Regions from separate parts of the Homo sapiens genome. Here region 2 is linked to region 1. A link is a loop called in an ENCODE intact Hi-C map of the cell type or tissue named here. Cell type or tissue: endothelial cell of umbilical vein. All regions are shown on one strand. Each heading gives the region's core, and the rest is flanking DNA. Links, peaks and the distances in the headings are about the cores only.

Evidence for each region. A loop is a pair of places that touch in the nucleus more often than their neighbours do. Peaks named below come from ENCODE experiments on the same cell type or tissue, not always from the same donor. Only the 100,000 strongest peaks of a DNase experiment are listed, where the experiment ranks them.
Region 2: it touches region 1 in a loop (9-fold over the local background); 3 of 110 quality-filtered maps call a loop at or near these places.

Annotation. Positions count from the first base shown.
Region 1 is chrX:115,141,398-115,152,799 of GRCh38, forward strand. It overlaps LRCH2 (leucine rich repeats and calponin homology domain containing 2), which reads right to left. Exons shown (of 21, transcript NM_020871.4): 13 at 8,625-8,673; 14 at 8,430-8,546. Among named protein-coding and RNA genes, the nearest start is that of SNORA35B, 21 kb to the left of the region's middle. In endothelial cell of umbilical vein, for the core only: no CTCF peak of the experiment used is centred there; no DNase peak of the experiment used is centred there.
Region 2 is chrX:115,014,525-115,025,926 of GRCh38, forward strand. IL13RA2 (interleukin 13 receptor subunit alpha 2) reads right to left here and starts at 3,092. Exons shown (of 10, transcript NM_000640.3): 1 at 3,029-3,092; 2 at 2,652-2,778; 3 at 1,146-1,297; 4 at 1-50. The coding sequence starts at 2,745. In endothelial cell of umbilical vein, for the core only: CTCF peaks have their summits at 3,723 (motif pointing left) and 3,940; no DNase peak of the experiment used is centred there; H3K27ac peaks cover 216 bases.

The DNA.
Region 1 (11,402 bases), core at 1,369-9,368:
TCCAGAAAGGCAGGAAAACTGGAAGCGGCCAGGGGACTTCCAGGTCATAGGTAGGTAAGAGACAAATGGCTGCATTCTCTTAAGTTTCTGATTAGCCTCTCCAAAGGAGGCAATCAGATATGCATTTATCTCAGTGAGCAGAGTGGTGACTTTGAATAGAATTGGAGGCAGGTTTCCCCTAAGCAGTTCCCAGCTTGACCTTTCCCTTTAGCTTAGCAATGTTGGGGTGAGGCCGAGGGGGGTGGATCACTTGAGGTCAGGAGTTCAAGACCAGCCTGGCCAACATGGTGAAACCCCATCTCTACTAAAAATACAAAAAATAAAAAATTAGCTGGGCATGGTGGTACATGCCTGTAGTCCCAGCTACTCAGGAGGCTGAGGCAGGAAAATTGCTTGAACCCAAGAGACAGAGGCTGCAGTGAGCCGAGATCATGCCATTTCACTCCAGCCTGGGTGACAGAGGAAGACTCCACCAAAAAAAAAAAAAAGAAAGAAAGAAAAAGAAAAAAGAAAAAAAAAGAAACACAGTTCACTTACGAAGATACACATAGACTGAGAATAAAGGGATGAAGAAAGATATTCCATGCCAATGGAAACCAAAAAAGAGCAGGTGTAGCTATACTTATATCAGACAAAATGGATTTCAAGATAAAAATGAACAAGAGACAAAGAAGGTCATTATATAATGAAAAAGGGGTAAACTTAGTCAGAGGATATAGTGATTTGTAAGTATATATGCACCCAATACTGGGGCACTCAGATATATAAAGCAAATATTATTGGAGCTCAAGAGAGATAGATCTCAATACAGTAATAGCTGGAGACTTCAACACCCCACTTTCAGCACTGGACAGATCTCCCAGACAGAAAATCATCAAAGAACAATTGGACTTAATCTGCACTATAGACCAAATGGACCCAACAGATATTTACTGAACATTTCATCCAGTGGCTACAGAATATATGTTCTTCTCCTCAGCACATGGATCATTCTCAAGGATAGACCATATGTTAGGTCACAAAATAAGTCTTAAAACAGTCAAACAACAAAGAAGTTGCTGAGATAACATGAAGCAACTTCTCTGACCACAATGAAATAAAACCAGAAATCAATAAGAAGAAGAATTTTTAAAACTATACAAACAAATGGAAATTAAACAATATGCTCCTGAATGACCAGTGGGTCAATGAAGAAATTAAGAAGGAAATCGAAAAATTTCTTGAAACAAATGATAATACAAATACAACATAGCAAAACCTATGGGATACAGCAAAAACAGTATTAACAGGAAAATTTCCAGCTATAAGTGCTTACATCAAAAGAGAAGAAAAACCTCAAACAAATAACATAATGATTCATCTTAAAGAACCAGAAAAGGAAGAGCAAACCAAATCCAAAGTTAGTATAAGAAAAGAAACAGCCCAGGTGTCATGGCTCACACCTGTAATCCCAACACTTTGGGAGCGTGAGGTGGGCAGATCGCTTGAGCCAAGGAGCTCAAGACCAGCCTGGGCAACATGGCAAAACCCCATCTCTACAAAAAATACAAAAATTAGCTGGGTGTGGTGGTGCCTGTAGTCCCAGCTACTTGGAAGGCTGAAAGGTGAAAGGATGGCTTGACCCTGGGAGGTCAAGGCTGCAGTGAGCCATGACACCACTGCACCTCAGCCTGGGAGAAAGAGTGAGACTCTGGTTTAAACAAACAAACAAACAAACAAAAACAAAAGAAATAATAAAGATCAGAGCAGAAATAAATAAATTTGAAATGAAGAAAAATAAAAAAGATCAATGAAACAAAAATATGGTTTACTGAGAAGATAAACAAAATTGACAAACCTTTAGTCAGATTAAGATAAAAAGGGGAGAAGACCCAAATAAAATCAGAGATGAAAAAGGAGACATTACAACTGATACCACAGAAATTCGAAGGGCCACTACTAGCTACTATGAACAACTATGTGCCGATAAATTGGAAACTCTAGAGGAGATGGACAAATTCCTAGACACATAAAACCTACCAAAATTGGATCATGAAGAAATCCAAAATGTGAACAGGCCAATAACAAGTAATGAGATCAAATCTGTAATAAATAGTCTCCCAGGAAAGAAATGCCTGGGACCTGAGGGCTTCACTGCTGAATTCTACCAAAAACTTAAAGAAAACCTAATACCAATCCTACTCAAAGTATTCAAAAAATTGAAGAGGAGGGAATACTGGCAAACTGATTCTACAAGGCCAGTATTAGCCTAATACTAAAACCAGACAAAGACACATCCAAAATAGAAAACTACAGGCCAAAATCTCGGATAAATATGGATGCAAAAATCTTCAATAGAATACTAGCAAACCGAATTCAACAATATATTTAAAAGGTCATTCATCATGACCAAGTGGGATTTATTCCAGGGATGCAAGCATGGTTCAACATATGCAAATCAATTGTTGTGATACATCATAACAACAGAATAAAGGACAAAAATCATATGACCATTCCAATTGATGCCGGACAAGCATTTGCTAAAATCCAACATTCCTTCATGATAAAAACCCTCTGATATGGTTTGCTTGTGTCCCCACCAAAACCTCATCTTGAATTGTAACTCACACGATTCACAAGTGTCATGGGAGATACCAGTGGGAGGTAACTAAATCATGGGGGCAGGTTTTTCCCGTGTTGTTCTCATGATAGTGAATAAGTCTCATGAGACCTGATGATTTGAAAAACAGGAGTTTCCCTGCACAAGCTCTCTTCTCTTGTCTGCCACCATGTAAGACGTGCCTTTCACCTTCCACCATGATTGTGAGGCCTCCTCAGCCATGTGGAACTGTCAGTCCAATAAACCTCTTTCTTTTGTAAATTGACCAGTCTCAGGTATGTCTTTATCAGCAGCATAAAAATAGACTAATACACTCTCAAAAACTGGGGTATAGAAGAAATATATCTCAACATAATAAAAGCCAAAACTCATAGCCTTTCCCCTAAGATCTAAAAGATGACAGGGATGCACATTGTCACCACTGTTATTCAACACAATACTAGGAGTCCCACCTAGAGCAATCAGACAAGAGAAAGAAATAAAGGGCATCCAAATTGGAAAAGAAGAAGTCAAATTATCCTTGTCTGCAGATGATATAATCTTGTATTTGGAAAAACCTAGACTCCACCAAAAAAAAAAAAATAGAACTGATAAATTCTGTAAAGTTGCAGGATACAAAATCAACATACAAAAGTCAGTAGGATTTCTATATGCCAACAGTGAACAATCTAAAAAAGAAATTTTAAAAATAATCCCATTTACAATACTCACAAACAAAATTAAACACCTAGAAATTAACCAAAGAAGTAAAAGATCTCTACAATGAAAACTATAAAATACTGCTGGAAGAAATTGAAGAGGACACACAAATATGGAAAGATATTCCACATTCATGGATTGGAAGAAACAATATTGTTAAAATGTCCATACTACTCAGAGCAATCTATAGATTCAATGCAATCCCTATCAAAATACCAATGGCATTCATCACAGAAATAGAAAAATCAAGCCTAAGATTTAGATGAAACCACAAAAGACCAAGAATGGCCAAAGCTATCCTGGGAATAAGGAACAAAACTGGAGGAATCACATTACATGACTTCAAATTATACTACAGACCTATGGTAACCAAAACATCATGGTACTTGCATAAAAACAGACACACAGACCAATGGAACAGAACAGAGAACCCAGAAACAACTTCACACACCTACAGTGAACTCAATTTCAACAAAGCTGCCAAGAACATACACGGGGGAAAAGACAGTCTCTTCAGTAAATGAGGCTGGGAAAACTGGATATCCGTATGCAGAAGAATGAAACTAGGCCCCTATCTCTTGTTGTACACAAAAATCAAATCAAAATGGATTAAGGACTTAAATCTAAGACTTCAATCTATAAAACTGCTATAAGAAAACATGGGGGAAAATCTCCAGGACACAGGTCTGGGCAAAAATTTCCTGAGCTACCCCATAAGCGCAGGCAACCAAAGCAAACATGGAGAAATGGGATCACATCAAGTTAAAAAGCTTCTGCACAGCAAAGGAAACAAGAAAGTGAAGAGACAACCCACGGAATAGGAGGAAATATCTGCAAACTACCCATATGACAAGGAATTAATAACCAGAATTTAAGGAGCTCAAGCGACTCTTTAGGAAAGTATCTAATAGTTAGATTAAAACATGGGTAAAAGATGTGAATAGACATTTCTGAAAAGAAGACATACAGATGGCAAACTGGCATACGAAAAGGTGCTCAACATCATTGATCATCAGAGAAATGCAAATCAAAACTACAATGATGTATCATCTTACCCCAGTTAAAGTGGCTTATATCCAAAAGACAGGCAATAACATACTGGTGAGGATGTGGAGAAAAGGGAACCCTCGTACACTGTTGGTGGGAATGTAAATTAGTACGAACAATATGGAGAACAGTTTGGAGGCTCCTCAAAAAACTAAAAATACAGCTACCATACAATCCAGCAATCCTACTGCTGGGTATATAACCCAAAGAAAGGAAATCAGTATATCAAAGAGATATCTGCACTTCCATATTTATTGCAAAACTATTCACAATAGCCAAGATTTGGAAGCAACCTAAGTGTCCATCAATAGAAGAACAGATAAAGAAAATGTGGTACACATACACAATGGAGTACTATTCAGCCATAAAGAAGGAGAGTCTGTCATTTGCAACATGGATTGAAATGCAGGTCATTATGGTAAGTGAAATAAGCCAGGCACAGAAAGACAAACACCACATGTTCTCACTTATTTGTAGGATGTAAAAACAATTGAACTCATAAAGATAGAGAGTAGAAGGATGGTTACCAGAGGCTAGAGAAGGGTAGTGGGGGAGTAGAGGGTAGGTGAAGATGGATAATGGGCATAAAAAATAGAATAAATAAGACCTAGTATTTGATAGCGCAATGGGGTGACTATAGTCAATAATAATTTAATTGTACATCTCAAAATAACTAAGAGTATAATTTGATCATAACACAAATGATAAATGTTTGAAGGAATAGATACCCCATTCCCCATAATGTGATTATTGAACATTGTATGCCTTTCAAAATATCTCATGTATCCCATAAATATATATACCTAATATGAACGCCAAAAATTAAAAATTTAAAATAAAAAAAGATGTTTAATAAAATACTTCCTGGCATCATGAAGTTCCCTGAAATACAGTGATTTTATTTTGGCTATAAGAACACTAAATTTTATATACTAGAATAATAATCTATACGATAGCGGCCTGGGAATCTAAAAGAGTCAATGTAACTTTCCTACCATGATTTACTTACTAACTTAACCTGACCCAATTTGTGTTCTTGCTCACATAATCTAGCCAATATGTTGAAACAGTTTTACCTAGTTTCAGGGACTTACCTGAAAAAAATACTATCCAAAATTAGCCTTCAAAACTAAGAAGAAATACAGTTGGATTTCTTACATACATACACACACACACACACACACACACACACACACACACACACACACACACACACATTCAATAAATACACTGAATAACCATGACAAATAATTTACCATGGGACAGAAACAAAGAAATCCTGTGCCTCAGTCATTTATACGTATTAAGATAAAGTTGCACAAAAGTTCTGTACATTTCGTAACATAGCAAAACCTAAAAGAGCCACCATTGAACAAACTCAGTGATAATCTGATATAAACCTCAAGTGTAGTGTATTTTACTGTTTAATGAACTATAAATCCAGATTAGCTTTAATAATACAACCTACCAATAGCACTTTCAATTATCGGGAGATAGGTGATTAAGAGAAATTTCCTCTTAGAAGCTGCTGATGTTTTAGTCATGAAAATAGTGACAATTCTGAATAATAGTGTTGATTTAATTTAGGAAACTGTATGTCAGTTTTATATTTTCTTGACATCTTAGGAAAAAAAACTAGTGACATACTCATTTTACTATGTCCTAATACTGACATCTTCTGACAATTTAGGAGAACTACACATCTCCTTAAAACATTTCCCAGTGACTGAAGCTTATCTTTGCACCTAATTTATTAAGGAAAAAAATTAACATTTGTTGAATGATGATTATGTAATGAGCACTTCAAATATTATATCATTTGATCTCTTTTAATAACTTTATAACATAACTAATATTATAGAAGATGTTTATTTTATAAAAAATAAAATACCAATAAATGATGCTATGAAACCAAAGAATTATGTTTTTAAAATGCTCAGTTTTTAAAATGCACATTTTTAAAATGTGGCCTCTATTAAGACATCTTGAGAAGTCCACTCAAGTTACTGTAAAACGTTTTTTAAACACTAAAAGTGGGCCAAAAATGTCAGTAATCTCAGCACTTTGGGGGGGCCTAGATGGGAGGATCTCTTGAAGCCAGGAATTTGAGACCAGCCTGGGCAACATAATAAGATCTCACCTCTACAAAAAATTTTAAAATTTGTAGGGCACTGGGGGACATACCTGTAGTTCTAGCTACTGGGGAGGCTGAAGCAAGAGGATCACGTGAGCCCAGAGGATGGCCTGAGCCCAGGCATTTGAGGCTGCTGTGTGCTATGATCACGCTATTGCACTGCAGTCTGGGCAATAGAGAGAGACTCTGTCTCTTAAAAAAAAAAATTAAAAACCAGTAAAACTGTGTTTGTTTGAAAGTGTTTGCTGATATGATATTAAGCTATACACAGTAGATAAAGAGGCAGCCTAGCATAGGCTTTGGGTTCAAATCTCAACTCTGCCACTTATTACTAAGTGAACTGAAGAATACTACTTTGCATCTCTGTGCCTTAATTTCATCATCTGTAAAACAGAAATAGTCATAATTGTACTTACCTCATAAGGTTGTTATGAGGATTAAATGAGTTGATCTTTGTGAAGTCTTAGGACAGTGCCTGGCACTTAATAAGTGCTATGTAAGTTTTTTGACAAATAGTCAGAATTGGTATTGTTACTATGATAAAGGAGAACTGGTTTTGTTATACTACGATATTGGTAGTATACTAAGAATTTGTATTGTTATACTACAATAAAGGAGAGCAAATAAATATTAAATTTCTTTTATTATATGAAATACTACTAAAATTTCCCCCATACCATCAGTCATTCACTAAGTTTTATCTACAAGCAAATTTTATTCAGTGCTTTGTTCAAGGTCCAATGAACTAAAAAGGGAAACTTTAAAATAATGCTGGAATGTAAACACAATTACAGATGTATAAAGGGTTAGGATAAATAAACTTTCACTATTATTGACCAGGGTTCTACTTAGAATGTCCTTCCCTTTTTCCTCATGTCTTCTGTTTCTTTGTTATCTCTTATATTGACCAGGAAATGTAAGACTCATTAAAAGGACTCAGTATTTATTTGTTGAAGGCTTAAATTTACCACAGATCCACTAAGACATATAACAGTTTTGTTTTAGTCATGATACTATTTCCAAATGTATGTTACACACCCATATATAGAAACAAACAAATGTGCATACAGACCTATTTCTACCAGAGAAAAACAGAGAATATAATCCTATTTATTAGTGATATAAACTTGAACCTACAATGTAGACTAGTACTATGTTTCAGATGAAATTACTATTATCATCTAATAATAATTAGGCTTTGGGAAACATAAAACGTGTACAAAGACAACAAAATTTGCTATTCATGGAGCAGAAGCTTGTTTGTACTATTCATTTGAGTCAAATCCAGTAATGAATTCTGGCTAGTATTGAATATTATTCTGAATTCTAATGATTGGCTTCTACAAATACAGCAGACCCCAATCACAAATAGACAATAATACAATATTTACAAATGTGTACACAGTAAAATTTCATTAAAACCCTGCTAACTAGAAATGTGGGATAATTTGGATGATCTGAGCTTTTCTTTTAGCTAAGATAAAAGACACTCAAGCAATCTACTAAGGTAACAAGAAGAAAAAAATGGAAAAATCTGCCCTCAAGCATTTTCAGAACTATATAAACAACACTTATTTACATAGGAACAGTTAAATGCTAATTGTAAATATGTGTCAAATATTTATTGAAACAAATCCAATGAAAGACTTTTCCTGGACAATTCTTTTAAAACATACTACATATTGCTACAACTAGCAGTGCAGCAAACATTCGTCTATCTTGCAAAGTATTTGGTAAATCATAATTTATATTTATCTACTCAATTATTCTCAATTACTGAAACCTTATGGATATAATTAGATTGTATTACCCCATATATGTGAGAAATCAAAATAACACATTTACTACATTTAACTAGAGAGTTACAGTCTACCTTATTAACTCAAAACAAAACTGACAAAATAAAAACTAATAATTACAAAGTAAATTTAAAAACTTAATATAGAGTACCTTGAAATATTCTTTTCTAATCTGTTTGCTCCGCCTCCTTTCTTCACTCTGCCAGATTATAGGGTGAGATTCTGGCCACGGTTGTTCATCTATTTGATCCTTCTGATTTTCTAAGGGCTATAATGAGACAATTTATTTTAACTAAATAAAAGAGAACAAAATGATAGATATAATTGTAATTTAATTTCTTCTTACCTGCCAGGTGAGGGGTGATAATGGTGAATTAACTTCATCTGCTGAGACACTAAAAAATTGAAGATGCCTTAATACGTTAAAATATTTAGAATAAATCCTTAAATATATATTATGAACCTTAGATGTTATCTTTTTAAAAACATTGTAAAGAATTTACCCATGTCTACACTTTGGCCTAACAACATAAAACTTAAAGTTGACAGAAATATATTTAAGTTTCTAAAACCTGTTGCTCTACAGGAAATATCAAAATGGGTTTATTCTATGTAGGCCCTATGCATAGGTCTATTCTAAGGAATTCCCAGAAGCTAAAATAAGTGAAATATCTAAAGATATATTGTCAAAGGACAGACAGGATATTTATTATATTAAAATAATTAACAAAGACTAAAAAAAACTAATAATTTCCTTTGTCTAAATGCCAAAGAGCTCAAGCGAGTAGTTATTTTTGCCTACTGAATTACTGATTATGAGATGCAACCTGTTCATTCTAACAAAACAGGGGCTATGAAGGAAATTATTTTCATCTAATTTTTTGTTGTTGAGATAAGGCAGACTATGCATGCTGTTGTTAGATGGCAATTTTGAACAAGGAGTTCCTGTGGAAAAAATATATAAACAAAATGTCCACTGAAGCTGCTATAACTTAACACTATTGTGGAATTTCTGTATAGTGCAATAACAAAAAGAAAATAAAAATTGGATATAAAGATCCAATTTTTAAAATTTATAGAACACATGATTATCCAAGAGAAAAAGACAAAAAATCTATTATTATAAGAGGTAAGGTTACCAGTTAAAGAAAAACATACAAAAGTTAATAGCTTTCCTACATATCAACTATAATGAGTTAAAAGATATATTAGAAAAAAATGCTATTCATAGAAGGAAAGAAAAGTATAAAATACCTAGGAAGAAACTTAACTATACTTCTACAAGACCTACATGAAAAAACTACAAATGTCTAGTAAGAGACTTGAATAACCAAAAGGTTCTTGGATAGATAAGTATTACAGGTATAACTTCTCTTTCAACTTAATTAATAACTGAAATGAACTGTAATAATAATTTTTTTAACTCAAGAAGTATTTTTTGGTTTGTTTTAAACATTTGACAAAGGAGTTCCAAAGTTAATTTGGAAGAATGGATGATCACGAAGAGAAAAGTTATATAATAAAGAGGACTTTTCAACCCTCCTTTCTACTAGCTCCAGAATCTACAGATTTTTCAATGGAAGAGGAGTACAGGACCACGAGTATAATAACTTCTGAAAAAAATGACATTTAAGATCATTGTGAAAGTAATGGCTTATATAACAAGTAGTAGAGAGACACCTGATTGATCACGTGTAAAATATACACTGAAAGAAAGAATAAAAAAGGGGGAGGAGACACAGTGAGAAAAAGGTGGGGGAGGAAGAAAACTAGATTCCTTACCTCATACCAAATATCAAAATGAAAAATTAAAAGATTTAAATATAAAGAAGAAATCACAAAGTATCAGAAAAATACAGGCAGTAATTTTTTAAATATTGGAATAGAGAGAGCCTATGGGACAAACAATCAAAATTAAATACTAACAAATTTGAACACATAAAATGTAAAAACTAGACTTTGCTAGTGGCCAAGATAGGCTAACAGTGACCAGATTTATATCCTGACTGAAAAAACTAAAAGAATGGGCAAAATATTTAAAATTATGCCTTCCATGACATTGAATATTAGGCAAAAAATGACATTATCCTTTAGAGATGAGTAAGGAGGTAAATCCCATAACTGAGCCAAGTTGCTGCATGGAAAGAGTTTCCAGTCCACATCCCAGGAGAAAAAAACTAAGGCAGAGTCTAGCAGGCCCAGAATTCAGGAGACAGAGCTGGAGCCAGGGAGAAAAGGGCAGAGTGAGTTCATAGCACACAGTAACAAACAAAAGGGCAATGCACAGAGAAAGGAAAGAGATCTACAGAGGCATCCCTCAAATTTTCATCTGAGCGTACTGATCATTGAACATGTATGTGAGGAAAATACCCTAGGCAAAAGGATAAAATCACCCTCAAAGCTTAGAGGGAATAATTCCCAGATTCTCAGAGGACCAGGAGTAGTACCAGTTCCCACCAGCTAAACTGGAAAACCTCATAATTCACAGGACATCCAGTAGAGAAATGTCTTGCCTCATTAAGGGGACAAATTTATTCCTAGACTAAATGCTGCACTGGTCCCACATAAATAAATTATAAAACCAAGTCCCAAAATATCAAATTATTTCCAAGTAATTTAACCATATCCCAGAACAAAAGTCAAAAGTATGTATAATAATACAATATCCACACTCAAGAATGTAAAGTACACAATGTCTGTCATTTAATCAAAAATTCAACCAAGCAATGTTCAAGAAGCTAAAGGAAAAGACTGAACATGTTAAGTACAGACATAATCAAACTTCTAGAAATAAAAAGTGCAACATCTGAAATTAAAACAAACTGGATGGAATTAACTGCAGATTAGACATTTCACAAGAAATGACTAGCAAACACAAAGACAAAGCAGAAGGACTTGCCAAAACCCAACACAGACAGAAAAATATTAAAGAATGAATAGAACATCAATGTTCCATGGCAAACTTCAAGTGGCCTAATTGGAGTTCCATAATAGAAGAGGTCAAATGATAGAAAACATATCTGAAGAAATAAGGGCCCCAAAATTTCAAATTTCATGAAAATAAACCCACAAATTCAAGAAGCTCAATGAACTCCAAACAAAAGTAACATGAAGAAAACTACAC
Region 2 (11,402 bases), core at 557-8,556, 130 kb before region 1:
TTGTTAAGATCAAACCCATCTTTGTAATGTAGATTCTTAGTAATGATGGTCTGTTTGACAAAAAGATGAGACAAAGTCAAGCTTAGAAACCTCCATGGTATAGTGAGCTATATTAATAAGACTAATAAATCATTAATACCCTGGAGAGTTCCCAATATCTAAGACAATCCTAGAGACTATTTGATACAATGCCACAGATACATTTCCAGCAGAGCTCACCTCTGTATGTCATATCATTTTATGAGATCATTTGAATCTTAACATCTAATTCCAAATAAAAACAAAAACTTTTGGAAGGGAAAAAAAACTTTATGGCAGAAACTTGAGCTATATCTGCTTGGAATCAAATAGATAATTTTCATATACCATAGGCACATTACTTGGCAAATCATGCCACATTTCAAAATATAATATGAAACCTTCAAGAAATACATAAACTAAAACCCTGGAAGTAACCAGAAAAATACAGACAAATCATGAGCTTCTGGAGGACAAAAATCATTTATTATTTATTCATATATTCCTGATACCTAGTAGAGTGCCCAGCACAAAGTTGATCAATAAATGCTCAATTTGAATTGTCTCTTGAAACTACCTAGCTGAATTAGAGAGGTAACAGAATGTCATCTACAACAGAAATCTTTGAATATACATGCTTGTTGAGTATATAAGTAGTTAATAATTCAAAACATTTTCATTGAGCTCTTACTACAATATATACAACGAACCATAATCCTGCGACCCTCTGTGGGAAGGGTACAAAGATAAATAAGCCTTGTCTCCTACAGTAGAAAAGGTCACAGGTCAGTAGCATGTATAAGGCCCACATCCAAGAATATAAGCAATTGTAAAATACAGTGAAATGCTCTTCTAGTGAAGTGCTGCTCTTCAAGTTCATATTGCACGAGACCGAGTTTTTTGTTTTTGTTTTTGTTTTTTTTCTTGTTCTTCCAATGGCAATCTTAACACTGGATGGGGTGAAAACAGATATAGCAGGATGCATAGGAGACAGAAGCGGGTGTGGAAGCTTTTTATATCCTAATTAGAACTATTGAGATATGGGAATTGGAGCGGACACTAAAGTCAGGAATCACAAAGTAACACCTGATGATCACTCTGATACGGCAAATGCATGCTTTACTTACCTTCCATGTTTCACTACCAATGTTTCGGTATTTTAGTTCATATTCCACTGTGCATTCCTTAAAATGATCCAGAGACAGTGGGGGTTGCCATTGCAAATAGAGATAACCTAAGTATCCGGGATCCACTATCTCAAAATCCTGAGGAGGGTTAACTGAAATAAATCAATAAAACACTTTTATTTTTTCTGTATTTTATGACAAATATTGCTAAATCTAGATGGCTTCCAAATGTGCACCAATTGATTAACAGATAAACAAAATGTGCTACATGCATACAATCAAATATTATTCAGCCATAAAAAGACATGAAGTACTGATTCATGCTACAACATGGATGAACCTTGAGAACATTATACTAACTGAAAGAAGCCAGACACAAAAGACCACATATTGACATAGTTCCATTTCTATGAAATTTCAAAATAGACAAATTCATAGAGAGAGAAAGTAGATTCGTGGTTGGTAGGGGCTGGAGGGAGAAACAATGCAGGGTGACTGCTTAATGGGTTTAGGGGCTGTTTTACGGGTGATGCAACTATTCTGGACTTTGATAGTGGTGATTGTTGCACAACTTTGTGAATATACTAAAAACCAACGTATAGTAAAGAGTTTTACTATACATGTATAGTTTTAAAGAATATAGTTTTGTATAAAGAGTTAGTTTTGTGTAAATTATATCTCAGTAAGGCTGTTAAAAAAATCTAGATTACTGCTATATAGTTGTTCCTTCTTTGAGAAATCACATATGCAAAATGTGACTTTGCCTCACTAGGTATTAATTTTTAGAGAAGCAAAAAATTCAATGTGGCTTTATCTCTGTGCTCATGTACGCCAGAATTTGGTCTAAGATGGGAACATTTTATTACAAAAATCTGTCTAACAATAACAATAACAAATAAGAACAACAAATAATAACAAATAATAACTAACATATCACTATAATATAAATATATGTATTTAATTATATTAATTATAATATAATATATAATATAATAATATACTATAAATAATTTTAATTAATTAATAATAAAACATTAACATTATATTAAATAATATAATATAATTGAAAAATTAAATAATTCTAATTATTTTTAAATTTTACGTTAAATTTCTGTACCTTTTTAATGTATCTAATTGTCATAAAAGCTAAGGATAGTAGCTAAGGATAGTAATTAAGGAACTGTTCCAGTTAGTTTAGTACCAGGCAATGAGGTTTCAGATACTTAATCTGTTAAAAAAGACTATACAAAAAGGTATGGAGAGTGTTTTTAATTTGGCATTTATCGCACAAAATGTGTGTCAACATCAGTTACCTTATACAAGAAAGTGACTAGTAAGAACATAGCTTTTTTTCATGAACTTCCTGAAATAGTTTCAATAACAATTCATCTACTAGTTAGTTATGCACTTCCATAAGGCAGGTCAAAAAGACAGTTAATTTTCCATTAAAATCCATTTAATTTTACTTTTCCTAATTTAAAAACTATTCCATTAAAATCCATTTACCTTTTATCTCGGTGTCTGAAGATGAAGTACAGCCAAATGTTGTGCTTATCAGAAAGGTATATAAGCATCCGATAGCCAAGCAAACGAAAGCCATTTCTCCGAGATTTAAAACCTTGATATTGCCTCTCTATGAAGGAAAAATATAACATTTTAACTTTATCTTACATCAAATAATCAAACTAAACGTGATTAAAAATACTTTGGAAAGCTCTCTGTGTGCTTCTCTACCAAGAACTGGGAAAACTGTGTCCACCTCAGACCATGGAAACAGAAATAATCAAGTTAGGAACCAATATAATTGGAAAGAAAGGATTCTAGTCTCATCCTGCTTACAAGAATAAAAACAAAGCTAAGCAAAAACCCTTGTAGCTCCTCACCTCCCCGCCGACAGGCACACTTCTGACCAGGTTATGGCGACTTCAAATAGCCTTCATCCGGAAGACCGTTAGACTCACGAGAGTGTTCTTACTGGTTCACAATGGAGTTATGATATCATCCATCTCCATAGCAACCGTCTCCCCTAGCAACACATAAAACACAGTCAAATACTCTTTTCTGAGGGGAAAAAAAGAAAAAAGAAAAAGAAAAAAGTATTTGAAAGTTATTTCGGCCGGGCATGGTGGCTCATGCCTGTAATCCCAGCACTTTCGGAGGCTGAGGCGGGTGGATCACCTGAAGTCAGGAGTTTGAGACAGCCTGGCCAACATGGTGAAATCCTTTCTCTACTAAAAATGCACAATTAGCCAGGCATGGTGGCGGGCGCCTGTAATCCCAGCTATTCGGAAGGCCGAGGCAGGAGAATGGCTTGAACCCGGGAGGCGGAGATTGCAGTGAGCCAAGATCCCACCATTGCACTCCAGCCTGGGCAATAGAGCGAGACTGTCTCTAAATAAATAAATAAAATAAAATAAAATAAAATAGAAAGTTATTTGACCACTGAGAAAGCTCAGAACCTAAACCGAAGCCTCAGAGAGTTCAAAACTTTGCTCTGTTTCCTCATAAATATTTCTTTTTTTAGTTTAAAAAAAGTGTTTATTTAGCTCTTTCGCCCCCTGCTGGACGATTGACTTTCTTCTTTGCTCCTTTTTTCTTTTAATTACTTCTTTTAATTAAAATTTTTTATTTCCATCTACTCTCATTATTGTTCCACTTTTTCCTGTGTTTCCTTTATTAGTAAATGGCATCGCCATCCTTCCAGTTGCCCAAACCAGAAACCTGGGAGTCTTCCTCAACTCCTCTCCCATCTAATCTCTCCATTACCACTACCACTTCCTAAATGGAGGATCTTAGCAGGGATCTCCTTATTCAGTCTTTCCTGCCTCTGATCCATTTTCCACACCATATACAGCAAGAGTGACCTTTCTAAAGGGCAAATCTGAACTTTTCATCTCTTTCTTAAACTAAAACAGCATTTCATTGCCATAGAATACAATTTAGTCATCTTTCTGTTCTTGGATATTGGTTCTTGACGGATATGATCAAAATTTAAAGGATTCATGCCTTCAAATAGCTACTCAATTAAAAATACTTTGCTTTTCAGGAAAAACTACTACTCCCAATTCCATACACTTCTCTTCGAATCTATATTCTGGAACCAACAATTTCACATAAAGTAAAGGATTAAAAGTCACTCAAAAGAAAAGAAGGGACTGCCCTTCTTTTCTTGTGCATAGATTAATTCAATAGGACAGACCCTCTCTTCCACCCCACCCTCTTCCCCCTACCTGATCCATCTGTAATATTGTAACTTTGGTAAGCCTCAATGGCTACTTTATAGAATCTTAGGATCAAATTTTTAGAACCAGTATGTATATTACAGACAAGGCTAGTCAAATTCTCTTTTATAAATTGGGCAGTAAAACTCAGACTTGCCCCACCCAAGATTACACAGCAAATTAGTAACAAAGCTGGAAGTAGAACAGAGATCTCATGATGCCCAGTCCTGTGCACTTCCACCCCATTCTGCTGGGTCCCACAGGCATGACTCAGGATTATGAACGCTTTTCCTCTGGAACCCCAGTGTTTAAATCTTCCTTTAATTAGCAAACCAAGCTGAATCAACACCATGTTATTTTAAAAATTCTGCGCCTCATAAAATCAGGAGAGAATGTCATTTCTCTCACTGAGGCCCAACAAATCTCTCTTTCTCCCCAATTCCTCTCTCTTTACTTGCCAGCCAATGGCTGCCCACTAATGCATCTGTAAGTACTAGGTAGATTTGGCTAACAGAAGGTTATGGATCTTCCACAGAGCTACCCTCAGAGATTAAGATGAACACACTGGTTACTACTGGGATCAGGGCAATAGGTCTGACAAAGAGAAAACCTTCCATATTACCTTTAAGGACTAAGGGCAATCAGGCTGCCCTTACAATGCTCTCAGAGAGATTCTAACAAAATTCTCTCTCCCCTATCGATCTGTCCTTTAAGATTTCGTAGCATTATGTCATGTACAGCATAAATGCTAAGTAAAGAGTTTAAAATCATTTGCTTCTATTCCATTTATAGGCTATGAAATCTGACTCAGGCTATCAAATAGCATTTCATGGATCAGACTGATCAATATACCCAAGCAAAGGTGGAAAATGGGATAACTAGCTTCTAGCATCACTTATGGATAAACCCACAAAAGGAGTTGCTGAATTACACCTAGGGCCCAACCAAGACTTTCTTACCCAAATGAACACAAAGACAATTCTCTCCTTTGCTTCTGGGTTACAGGATTGTCACTAGTGCAATGAGGGGCTTTATACACTATGTGGTTACCAGGAACACCGGAGTTTTTCACAAGGACCAGGGGGACCTGAAGACAAAGGGAAGATTAGAAAAGCAAATGCAGACATATTAGATTTGAAAAAGTTGTTTTTCTATATTTCAGACCCCCAGACCACAGTTCATAACCACTCATCTGGTCTTAGCTCCTCATTTTTAAAAATAAGGAAATAACAGCCAGAGAGGAAGGTAAGTAAGCCAAGTGTACACAACTTATTGGTGGCAGAGCTGGGATTGAAAACCATATCTCCTGAACCCTTTCCACTAACTAGCAAATAAATGTTCTTATCATAATGAATCTATCCTGCACCTATTTTACTAGAAGCCTCTTCCTAACTCCCAACCTTCCTCTACCTACTGTCACCACCCAAACCATCCAGCCCACCACACAGTTTTATCATTATGACATTTCTGACAGAGTAATAATTCAATAAATATTTATTGAGCATCTTTGGAAGTTTTTTGCCAGATACTATCCCAGCTAAATCTTGCAGAAGACACAAAGTGAAAGTGGCAACAGTCATAGTATCTGTCATAGTAATAGTACCTTCTAGTATTTATTCAACATCTCAGGCACTGCCCTGTGCTATGCAATTTATATGCATTATCTCATATAATCCTCACAATCAGACTTGGACATATATACTATTTTTAGTTCTATGTTATTTGTTTAAATTTTCTTTTTAACTTTAATTTTTAATTGATACATAATGATTGTACATATTTGTGGGGTACAGTGTAATGTTTTGATACATGGATAACGTTGTGTAATGATCAAATCACGGTAATTAGCATATACATCACCTCAAACATTTATCAGTTCTTTGTGGTAAAAACATTCAAATTCCTTTCTTCTAGCTTTTGAAAAATACAATTCATTATTGTTAGCTATACTCACCTTACTGTGCAATAGAAATCAGAATGTATTCCTCTTATCTAACTGTAACATTGTACCCATTCACCAACCTTTCCCCATCCCGGCTCCCTTATTCCCTCCCCAGCCTCTGGTAACTTCTATTCTACTCTCTACTCTATGAGATTAACTTTTTAAAGACCAGAAACTATGACATACAGAAGTCAAATGGCTTCCCTCAAGTCACACACCATAAATGGTGAAACTTGGATTTAAATCTAGACAATCTAGTACCAGAGCCCTTGATGGTAATCACTACACTAGGTATTTTCCATGCCTAAGATCAATGTGGAGGGGAGCTTTCTATTTCTACCCACTCAGTTTTACACAACACTTTTGAGATAGTTTCTCACTGAGAATCTCCTTTGGAATGGCAAACCTAAAGTGATTGCCTCTTCTCGGCCTCGCTTCTCCACCGCTTCAAAGTCATGCAACATAATACTCTCACTTTAACAGCTGGCTGCAATCTTTGCATTATTGGAGAAATTCCAGGTACTTACCAATCATATGGTTTCTCAAGAAATAGATTAACGTAAGCAGTTATCACAGGTCCTCTTTTGTTCTCCTCTCTACTTTAGAGACATTAATTAGAATCTCTAATACTTTCCTGCCTAATAATCAAGCACGTAGAAAATATTAGTTAGGTATTCCTGAAACAGTCACAGGGCCAGGACACAGATTCTACAAGCCACAAGATGGGGAAGTTATGGGTGAGGCCAAAAGCCATCTAAAGCAAATTTGGAATTATACCAAGGTGCTGTAAAAGCTGGCAGGACCAACTATTCTTTGGATAAAGTAACAGATACATAGCCGAGGAGCTTTTTATAATAAAAGACACAACGGTGTAAGTATCAATCTGGATTTCACTCCTGCCTCAACCACTGTGATAAGAGGTAAATTATATCTCAATTTGTATCTATAAAATGGAGGTAATGATACAAGCCTGGCAGGGGTGTCTTGAAGATTAAATAAGATAATGTATGTGAAAGTGCTAGAAGAATAGTAAATTGCTCTATATACTTGAGAGGGGTTTGCTTCTGAGGACACTGCCACTAAGCAACACTTGAAAATAACTTACCACATCCTACACATTTGCCTTTATTAATTCAGCAAAATAAACTTGTTCATAGTAGATAATTAGACACTTATTATTAATTTCCAATTTCTACCACCCTTGTTGATCCAATATGCTGCCTTTACTGATCTTTGCCATAATAACAGTAATTTCTTTCGTTTGTTTAGCTTTTTGTAGTTTGTAAAGAATTTGTTTATTTTTTAACAGGTCTGTAAGTGTATAAGGTTTGTACTGCATGTTTACAAACAGTAAAACTGGGGCTTAGAGAAGTGATATGACTAGCACAGTGCCCCACAGCTGATACAATCTATACAGAAAGGATAGGAAAAAGAAGGAAGAGACAGAAAAACATTGCTAGGCTAATAATACATAACATGGTCTTTTAGAAATGTTCTTTCTCTATGTTGACAAAGGAAAAAAAGATTCTTCTACAGTATCCAAAATGACCATATGTTTTTTGTTTTATTTTATTGTAAAGGCAGTGACCAATTTGCAAAGACAATTATTTATTAGAAAATGATAAATGGAATTTTTGCAATGTCACTAAAATGATTTCTTTAAAAAAAACACATAAAAACTATAGGCATGTTATTTCTGTTGCCTTTGCATAAAAAAAATCAATTATAAAATTTGATACTTTCTATTCACATTGTTTAAGCTATCTAAAAATACTGGCCAAAGCTTTTAGAATGGGGCTTGAGGAGAAAGAAAATTGAAAAATCGAGAAATAGAAACTGAGGAGAGAAAAATGGAAATGTAGTGTGATTGCAGACTTAAATGTCATTTGCAAATGAAATGATAAATTGATATAGTCTTACATGAGAAGGCATTGACTAGGAGATTTGGGCTCTCTCACCAGCTTTGCCAGGTGACCTCGGAAAACAATGATAATAATAATAATAATAATAATAATAATAATAATAATAGAGGTTATAGTTTATTTTACCTTTACTAGGTGTCAAGCTCCGTGCCAGATGCTTAAATGGATTAGCTCACTTAAGCCTTACAAACTTTGCTGACTACTATTATTATTATTCCAATATTACAAATGAGGCATTTGGGGCTCAGGTTTCTCAAGGTTATACAATTTAAGCAATAAAAGATGCCAATATCTGATTCTAAAGGTCATACTCCTTTTAAAATATAATACTCTCTTTCAAGTAATCTCACTCTGTGAAAGGCAATTTTCTCTCACACAAGTTATCCCTAGGCTATAATTCTCTATTTCAATGGTTAATCTGCCATGTATCCATCCGTGGTTTCAGGATGTGACTCAAGAGCACTGGCTTCCTGGATAGCTAATCTTATTTCAGGAAGGCCATCCAACATGTATAAATGCCTGTTCATAGCTTCTGGAGTATAGTCATGACTCAGCACCATAAACAGAATCTCTGGAACCTGCCAGGTTTTGAGGCCTGATAACACACTGAGATTAATACATGGCTCAATGATAGTACAATCAGCCTATGACCTGGTGGTGAATCAAATCTAATTTCGGTAATAACTAGTAAATAACATGTCCTGCAGTGGAGTAGCTTATAAAGAATGCTGAAGATGACTTTGTACTATGAAACACAAAAGGGCTTTGAATCACACAGATGCATCATGTTTGCCAGTAGTAAAGTTGTGTCAGTCATGTCCTATACATATACACAAGGAACTTAGGAAGATGCTGAATTATGAAAATCATTGTATGGAATTGAAATACATGTAGGACTTATTTTTAACAAATATCACTTTAACATCTAGCTCTATATATCATGATTATATTTGCATCCCTGATAAGATTACATACTAACATTATTTGATATTTATAAAATATGTTCAATAAATCTACAGTTCTTGTAAAACCATGGGTAGTTATTCTAGGCCATAATTATTTTCATATTTATTTTGTAGAGACAGGGGTCTCATTATATTGCCCAGGCTGGTCTCAAACTCCTGGGCTCAAGTCATCTTCCTGTCTCGGCCTACCAAAGTGCTGGGATTACAGGCCTGAGCCATAGCGCCAGGCCCCATAATGTTTTTTTAGATGCTTTTCCTGTATGACATCTTGAGTTCATGTGGCTAACAAGTTTCCTGCAACACTGTCAAAGCTAGACAATTCAGTTTGGAGCTACCATAGCAACATCTAGGTTTACAGTGTTAATTCATGAAGCAGTTTACAAATTTCAGAATTTGTCCCCGAACTGAGATCACAGGTTTATTAGTTTATAATTCTATCCAACAAACCACCAACATGCTTTTTGAAAACAACCCACTAAAATTTTTTTTTGCAACCCTTTAAATAAAATCCCCCAGGTCATCAATTAGTAAATATTTCTTGAACAGGTCAAATAGTTCTTACTAAATATACCTTACATTCTACTCCAATGAAGTCATAACTGAAGAGTAATGCACTGCCTTGAAAGGCACTACTGCTCTGGAACTAGCGAAACAATCTCTTTTGTTCAACACTGTTCTCTGTACTCCCAGATGCTCCCAAATACTTGTTTGCAAACAGGCAGGGAATACCCAAAACATTCATGTCATGTGACCCCTTTAAAAGTAAATAATAGGATATACTCTACCCACTCAATACTCAGTAAAAATAGAATACAAAATGTACAATAGCAATTTTTATATTCCTTCCAGGTAATCTACCAGTATGTTATTTATAGACTGTAAACACATGGAAATGTGGTATTATATTATATACAGGACTATTAGTTATAGAAAAGAATGTTATAAACAATTAAATATTAATATTTACATTACATATTAACTATTCAATTATTTCAGGAAGTCTACTACATGCTAGGCACTGTTATAGGTACTGGGGATACAGCAGTGAACAAGACAAAGTAGCTACCCTCATTTCTGGTGTGGGAGACAGACAATAAACATCAGATAACCACAAGATGTATAAAGAAAAATAAAGCAGGATAACATGAAAGAATAATGGGAGGTTCATTTTAGGTAAGGGTAGTCAGGGAATGCCTCTCTGAGAAAGTAGCATCAAGGACTTCAGTGATGTAGGGAATAAACCAGGTAAAGATACAGGGAAAGAATGTTTCAGGTAGAAGGAATAGCACATTCACTGAAATAGTAGTTTCAGGAATAGGAAGACCAGCAGGATAGGGAACAGAAAAAGTTAGATGATCTCACAAATATAGGAGAGGGTAGGCCATGGTGATGAATTTGCTATTTATTTTTAGTAAAATGGGAAGCAACGGGACAGTTGTGAGCAGTGACTTTGATATGGACAGGAGACAGGGAAATACTGGGTAGAAGAGGGCATTTCCCAGACAAAGGCCCCACCCTCAAGCCTGGAAACCCATGGCCCTAAATGGGAATAGGCATTCCTGTTTTCACGTCCAAAATGTTGCCTTTTTGCCCACCATGCCCCCTTATCCTGTACACGTATAAACCCCAAACCCTAGCCTCCATGAGGGGACAAACAGAAGCTTGGAAGAATGGCAGAAAGGCACAGCAGAGAGAAGAGAAGGAGCGTCTGAATGCCGAGAGGAGTTCGGCTGGAGACAATCAAAGAGGAGTTCAGCTGCTGAATGGCCAAATGCCAGGGGAAGATGATCCTCTCACTCCACCCCCCTTCCAATTCCACATCCATCCCACAGAGAGACACCTCCACCACTCAATAAGACCCCCGCATTCATCCTTCAAGTTCGTGTGTGACCTGATTTTTCCTGGATGCTAGACAAGAGCTCAAGATACAGAAAGCTGTCACACTGGCCCTCTGCCCTTGCAAAAAGGCAAGTCCACTGAACTGTTCAACACTTAAGCCATCCACAGATGACAAGGCTAAAAGAGTGCACTGTAACACATGCCCACTTGGGCTTCAAGAGTCACAGACACCCACCCCAAGATACTGCCATGGGTCCAGAGCCCAAAGCACTCATCCTGGCTCTTGCACCTGCCCCTCTGCATGCTCCCCCTCCCACATCCCCCTGTTGCCAGAGAGCCATATCCTCCTGTCGCAGGTTCTGCGAAGG